Linked DNA regions of Homo sapiens: region 1 is linked to region 2. The links are chromatin loops, found by intact Hi-C in ENCODE. Cell type or tissue: CD4-positive, alpha-beta T cell. All regions are shown on one strand. Each heading gives the region's core, and the rest is flanking DNA. Links, peaks and the distances in the headings are about the cores only.

Region 1 (2,910 bases), core at 228-2,727, 700 kb before region 2:
AGTGACAGAAAAATTCAAACACATGACAGACAGGGTTTTTTTTGCAAAAAGGAAATTCTAAAGAAATGGTAAATTTTAATTTGTCTTACATAACTGAATCCCTAATGAAACATCTGTGCTAGAATTGCATTTAGTATCAGATAATGAACCCATAGCATCCACAGTACTGCTTTTAGTTTTGTAGATGCATCCGAATAGCACACACGTTGCTTTCCAAGAAACACCACCTGAACGTTCCTTACAAACAAGGAGGAGAAATAAAGGGAACCTCATCTCCATACCACGCACCGCCTATTAATATTATATTGCACTCCCATGGTCTCTGGGGGAGCAAAAACATTTGGGTGTGCTGTGGGTTAGGTAAACACCCACTAAATATTGATGCATGCATAATTAGAATGACTAAAATAATTCTGGCATAAAATTACCCTAGCAGTCAGGGGAGAGACAAAATGAAGTAATTTGATAGTGAAAATTAATACAAGTCGACTCTCAATTTTCAATGCAGCTAATTGAAAACCACTTATTATTCAAACCTCATATTCCTCCTTGTTTGTACTTTTTTGCATTGCCCTGAGAGAAATGAAGGCAAGAGGAGGGTCCCAGGGGAAAAGCTGTCATATTGAGATAGTGAAACAAGAGACTCATGCTTATTTTTCTAATTCAGTGGCTCCTCAATTTTTAGTCACATTGATGTTTCCCCCTATGACACACATCCATGGACATGTCCAAGGGGATAGGCCATCCTCTCCCATTCAAACAGCATTGAAATTAGAATGAGATTGACATTATCATAAGTGTAATCTCTTTTGGGATAGCCTTATTAATATATAATTCACATATCATACAATTTACCAATTTAAAGTGTACAAATCAGGCCAGGTGCAGTGGCTCACACCTGTAATACCAGCACTTTGGGAGGCCGAGTTGGGTGGATCACCTGAGGTTGGGAGGTCAAGACCACCCTGGGCAACATGGTGAAACCTTGTCTCTACTAAAAATACAAAAATTAGCCAGGTGTGGTGGTAGGCGCCTGTAATCCCAGCTACTTGGGAGGCTGAGGCAGGAGAATCGCTCGAGCCTGTGAAGCGTAGGTTGCAGTGAGCTGAGATGGCGCTATTGTACTCCAGCCTGGGCTACAAGAGCGAGACTCCATCTTTAAAAAAAAAAAAAAAAAAAAAAATAGGGAACAAATCGGCGGCTTTTCCAGACTTGTGCAACCATCATTACATTTCACTTTAAAAAGTAACCCATTAGCAGTCACTCCCCATTTCACCCCAAATCCCCTAGTTTTCAGCAACCACCATTCGGCTTTCTGTCTCTGTGGGTTAGCCTATTCTGGACATTGCCTGCAAGTAAAATCATACAACATGTGGCCTTTTATGAGTTGTTTCTGCAACTGGCTAAGGAAAACATGAGTGGAATGTTTTCATGGTTCATCTGTGTTGTAGCATGCATCAGGATTTCATTGCTTTTTCTGGCTGAATCATATTCTATTGCATGAACATGTCACATTTTATTTATCCATTCAACAGTTGATGGATATTTGGGTTGTTTCCACTTTGGGGCTATTATGAATAATGTTGCTCTGAACATTCCTGTACAAGTTTTGCACATGTAATCTTGAATATGAGCTATAACAAGAGCAGCTAACATTGCCCAATAAGTGTCTATGGGGAATACAGGCACCGTCTTGTTTCATCAGCTCAGTACTCCAACGTGCAGAGCCAGGATCCAAATCTCCATCACTCTGTCTCTAAAGGCTATGTTTCTAGTCTCCTTACTTTATTTCCTCTAAATCTAAAGATTAGAAAAGGGAAGTCATTCATTACTTCAAGTGAATTGCTATCCTACAAGTAAGACAGTAGTTATGACATTAGTTATTCCAGTGGTGCCCCACTTCCTTTCCCCTACACTTATCTGTGCATGCCTACTGGACCTCCAAATGTTAGAACCTGCATGGTTTTGCGTTGCTTTTGTTATGGAGAAACTGGAAGTGATGGGGAAGAAATCCACCCCACGCATATTTTCAACCAATAACCAATACGTGTTAGTGAATAAATAGTGAACAACCTCAGCCAGCAGGTAGAATAACACTGAGAAGGGTGTTTACTGCGTTTCCGAGTTTCTCCAGAAGGATTTACTTTATGGAACGATTAAGCCCCCAGCAGGATTAAGCTTGGTTGTCCTCAGCGATAACTGATTTCCTTCCCTTCCCTGTCTCACATCTCCACCCCCCTACTGGTAGTTTCTGGGATCACCTCCAAAATAAACTACTTGTCCTTGAATCTTTGTCTAAAGGTCTGTTTCTGGCAGAACTGAAACTAAGATATGGTGGTTATTTCTCGCAGTTGAATCACACCAGGATTCCTTGCAGAGACTATTCTGAGACACATCAATCCCTCGTAAGGGGAGGTCCCACATCCAAGAAGGAAGTATTAATGGGTTTGTGCATCATTTTTTGAAGAGGATTCAAAAGAAGCAGGTTGGGAGTAGATGTCTCTTGGAGGATCCAGGCATTATGGAATAAGTATCTTTTATATTCAGGTTGCTGAAGACCAATAGGGTATATGCAACAGAGTGGATGATAAATATAACCACTGCAGTTGTAGTACCTAGGTCTGTCTTAACTCTCACTGCATTGTCCCAGCACTTAACATGATGCTTGATACAAAGCAGGTGCCCAATACATGCTGACTATCATTTAATAAAGTTATTCTTTACAGACCAGTGAGAAGAATACATCTTCAGAGTCTTCCATCTTTGAATACATCCTTCTTTCCTGGCACATGTTGTTCTACTATCTTGTATTAGGATAAAGGCTAGACTACTATAAAAAAAAACCCTCAAAACATAGTGGCTTAATACAGAAGCCAACACATGTAATAAAATTGTAAAAAACGAAACACA
Region 2 (2,910 bases), core at 215-2,714:
AAGTGTAGCGTGCGTGGTGGTTTTGCTGGGACAAAGCGCTAAGAATACACATCATTTTGCTTTTTCTGACCTGTCAATTGTAGTGATATTCTCTACCACTAGCTTATATTTAACCAGCTTACTGGTCAGTTTCTCCAGTTTTTAGCATTCCCCCCTTTCCTTTTATTAAAACAGCAACCTAGTTTGCAAGAAGGTTGCTAAAAGAAAAGATAGTCTCCTGCAAGATCTGATACACTTGTATAAGCACTGTCTTATCAACCTTTTAATTAACCTGGTTAGTTGAGTTGGCAAATCAGGTTAAGCTTTGCTTTACTAAAGTATTAAAATGCCCTTTGTCGCAAGGCTCTCACGGTCCTCGGGTTGTAACAGCATCCTGAGAATTCGCTACAGTTTACTTCAACGTGTAACTCCTCTTTTAAACAGTTACCAGAATGGAGCGGAAAAGACACGTTTGGCAAGGAGAATTTCGCCCGGAGGTTCGGACTACCAACCCAAGGAGAACATCGAGAGGGTTTTCTCTGCCTGCACCCAGCGAGGCGCTGTCTGTCTGGCCTCCCAGCGGGCAGGGCGCTCCCCGCCTGGTTGGCGGCGCCGGCCCAGCCCCCGCGCGTGGATTCAGAGGCGAGCGACTGGCGAACTTCAGCGGGGACCGCGGGCCCGGCCTGGGCGAGGGGGTGACTCTTCCCCGGCGCGGCCTCGCCCAGCCCGCAGGTGCGGGTCCCGGCCGGCCCAGGACGGCGTCTGGGGGCCTCAGGGTCTCCGAGGTCGGGCGCTCGCCGCGGCGGTGGGAACCGGGAGGGACAAGGCGGGGGATCGCGGCCCGGGTCCGGGGACAACTCCAAGGGGCGCGGGGGTCCAGTGGGGAGCGCGGGCCTGGAAGCCACAGAGGCCGCCTGGGGGACGCGGTCAGCGGGGCCGGGTTCCGGCGCTTGCCGGGAGGGACGCCGCGCCAACGGTGACGCGGGGACCCCGGCGCCGGGGACAGGGGACAGGGTCTGGGGGCCACGCCCGGCCCGGCCGCCCCGCCTCCGGCTCCGGGCAGCACCGCCGCGCCCGCCCGCCGTAGCCCCCTCCCCACCTGATGTACGGGCTGGCCGCCGCCAGGATGTTCTTCTGCACCGGGATCTCCTCCCCGTCGAGGACCAGGTGCGCGTCGCAGAAGCGAGACTCCTCGCGGAAAGAGCTGAGCGCTCGCAGCAGACGCGCGGCGTGCTGAGGGTCAGACACGGCACTGCCCTCAGCCATCGCGGCGCCCGCTCCTCTGCCGACGGGTCCGGCTCCCGACACCGTCCGGCCGGACCCCTCGAGCGGCCCGAGTCCTGCGCGCGCGCCCGCCCGGCCCGGCTCTCCGCGCTCTGAGCAGAAGCTGGAGCCCCCGGGACGTGCCTGTGCTATCCGCGGCGCGCTGGGCCGGCGCCTTTAAGAAGCCGCGTCATGAAGTCATTTCTCCGCGACGCCCCCGCACCGTCGCTCCCCGCCTTCTCGCCTCCGCTGCTGGAGATGGCCAATCAGAAGCCTCCTTCCTCCGCCCGCCTGACCAGCTGCGGCTGGGTGCAGCGGAAGGTGTCTACGGATGAGATAGGTCGCTCCCGCGATGGAGGGATGTGCGGGCGGGCTAGGATTCCGTGGTTAAGCCTGTGGCCTCTGGAGCCGCGAGTTTGAATCCTGGTTGCAGCTGTTCCACTTACTAGCTCTGTGGCCATGGGTAAGGTGCCCATCCTCAGTTTCTCCGTCTGCAAAATGAAAGCGAATTCTTAGTGTTGTTGTGGACTCATGAGATGATGCATGGAAGCAAGGGCGAAGTCGCTGTAGCTTTCTTTATTTATGAGAGAAAAGGAGCTGCCCAGGTGAGAGGACAAAAACCCGAGAAAACAGACCCGGAAAAGATGGTTTTGGTTGCGGGCTAGGAAGGAGATGTAGCAGATGAAGCTGGAGAAGTCCGAAGGAGGCCTTAAATTTTGCAGGGCCTCCTTGGTGTGGGAAGGAGTTTGGTTTCTGCAGTGGTGAAGAACCATGGAAGTACCGTATTTAGCAGGGGATTTTGTGCAGGTCACTCAGCTCCTGCGTGGAGAATAAGGCGGGGATGGATGTGCTAAAGGCAGATCGATGCTTAGGTATTGCAGGACTAGAGAGAAGGGAATGGGCACCTGGATGAAAGGGTGATGCGGGGGCGGGGGTAGACAATAGTGGATTGTTTTAAAAGAAATTGTGAGGGAGAGGGAGTTAAGGATAAATATTCTGTTTGAGTAACTGCATGCATGTTTGCACCTTTCAGGGAGAGCTAGGAAATGCTGAAGGGGTGGGCAGTAGAGAGGCAGATGTTTAGATTCAGACAGGCTCCCAACCCAGTGAAGATCAAAGCTGTGATAGAAAGGATCGCTGGGTCAGCTCAGCTGGCAGGCCAAGCCCCACGGTATCTGAAGTTTCCCTGGAGGTTGCTCAGGGCACATGGGAGTGTGGAATGTAGCAACCATTTTGTGCAAACGTTAGGGACTCCATAAGCCTCTAAAAAATTAGCAATTGTATGAGGACTCCGGACCAGAAGAATGTGGCTAGCATTCCAGGCAAGACAGGATGGAATTTTCACTGTCCTTCAACCAACTGAAAGGCTCCAATAAAGTCTTGGGTATTTACCCTGAACCAGCCAAGGCTTTGGAGTCACTGGCAGGAATCCGAGTATCTAACTGTTTTCAGGGCAGAATAGATGGGGAGGGTACGGCTGTGGAAGACACATGCATTTCCACTTTCTTCTGTAAATGCAGCTCAGTGTTCCCGGATGCAATGATAAAGATGTCTAGGATTTGCTTCAAAACAAAACAAAGGGATGGGGAAGCAGATGGGAGTGTAGATGAGTCAAAAGTGGCCGCAAGTTACTAATTGTTAAAGCCACGTAATGGGGATGTGGAGATT

The links. Peaks named below come from ENCODE experiments on the same cell type or tissue, not always from the same donor. Only the 100,000 strongest peaks of a DNase experiment are listed, where the experiment ranks them.
Region 1: a loop joins it to region 2, with 7 times the contacts of the local background. A loop is called at or near these places in 2 of 110 quality-filtered maps.

Annotation. Positions count from the first base shown.
Region 1 is chr16:82,015,799-82,018,708 of GRCh38, reverse strand. No RefSeq gene overlaps it. Among named protein-coding and RNA genes, the nearest start is that of SDR42E1, 5.8 kb to the right of the region's middle. In CD4-positive, alpha-beta T cell, for the core only: no CTCF peak of the experiment used is centred there; no DNase peak of the experiment used is centred there.
Region 2 is chr16:81,313,449-81,316,358 of GRCh38, reverse strand. GAN (gigaxonin) reads right to left here and starts at 1,397. Exons shown (of 11, transcript NM_022041.4): 1 at 1,079-1,397. The coding sequence starts at 1,245. RefSeq lists silencers at 521-790, 811-870, 1,011-1,350 and an enhancer at 1,361-1,560. In CD4-positive, alpha-beta T cell, for the core only: no CTCF peak of the experiment used is centred there; DNase peaks (open chromatin) are centred at 588 and 1,478; H3K4me3 peaks cover 2,397 bases; H3K27ac peaks cover 353 bases.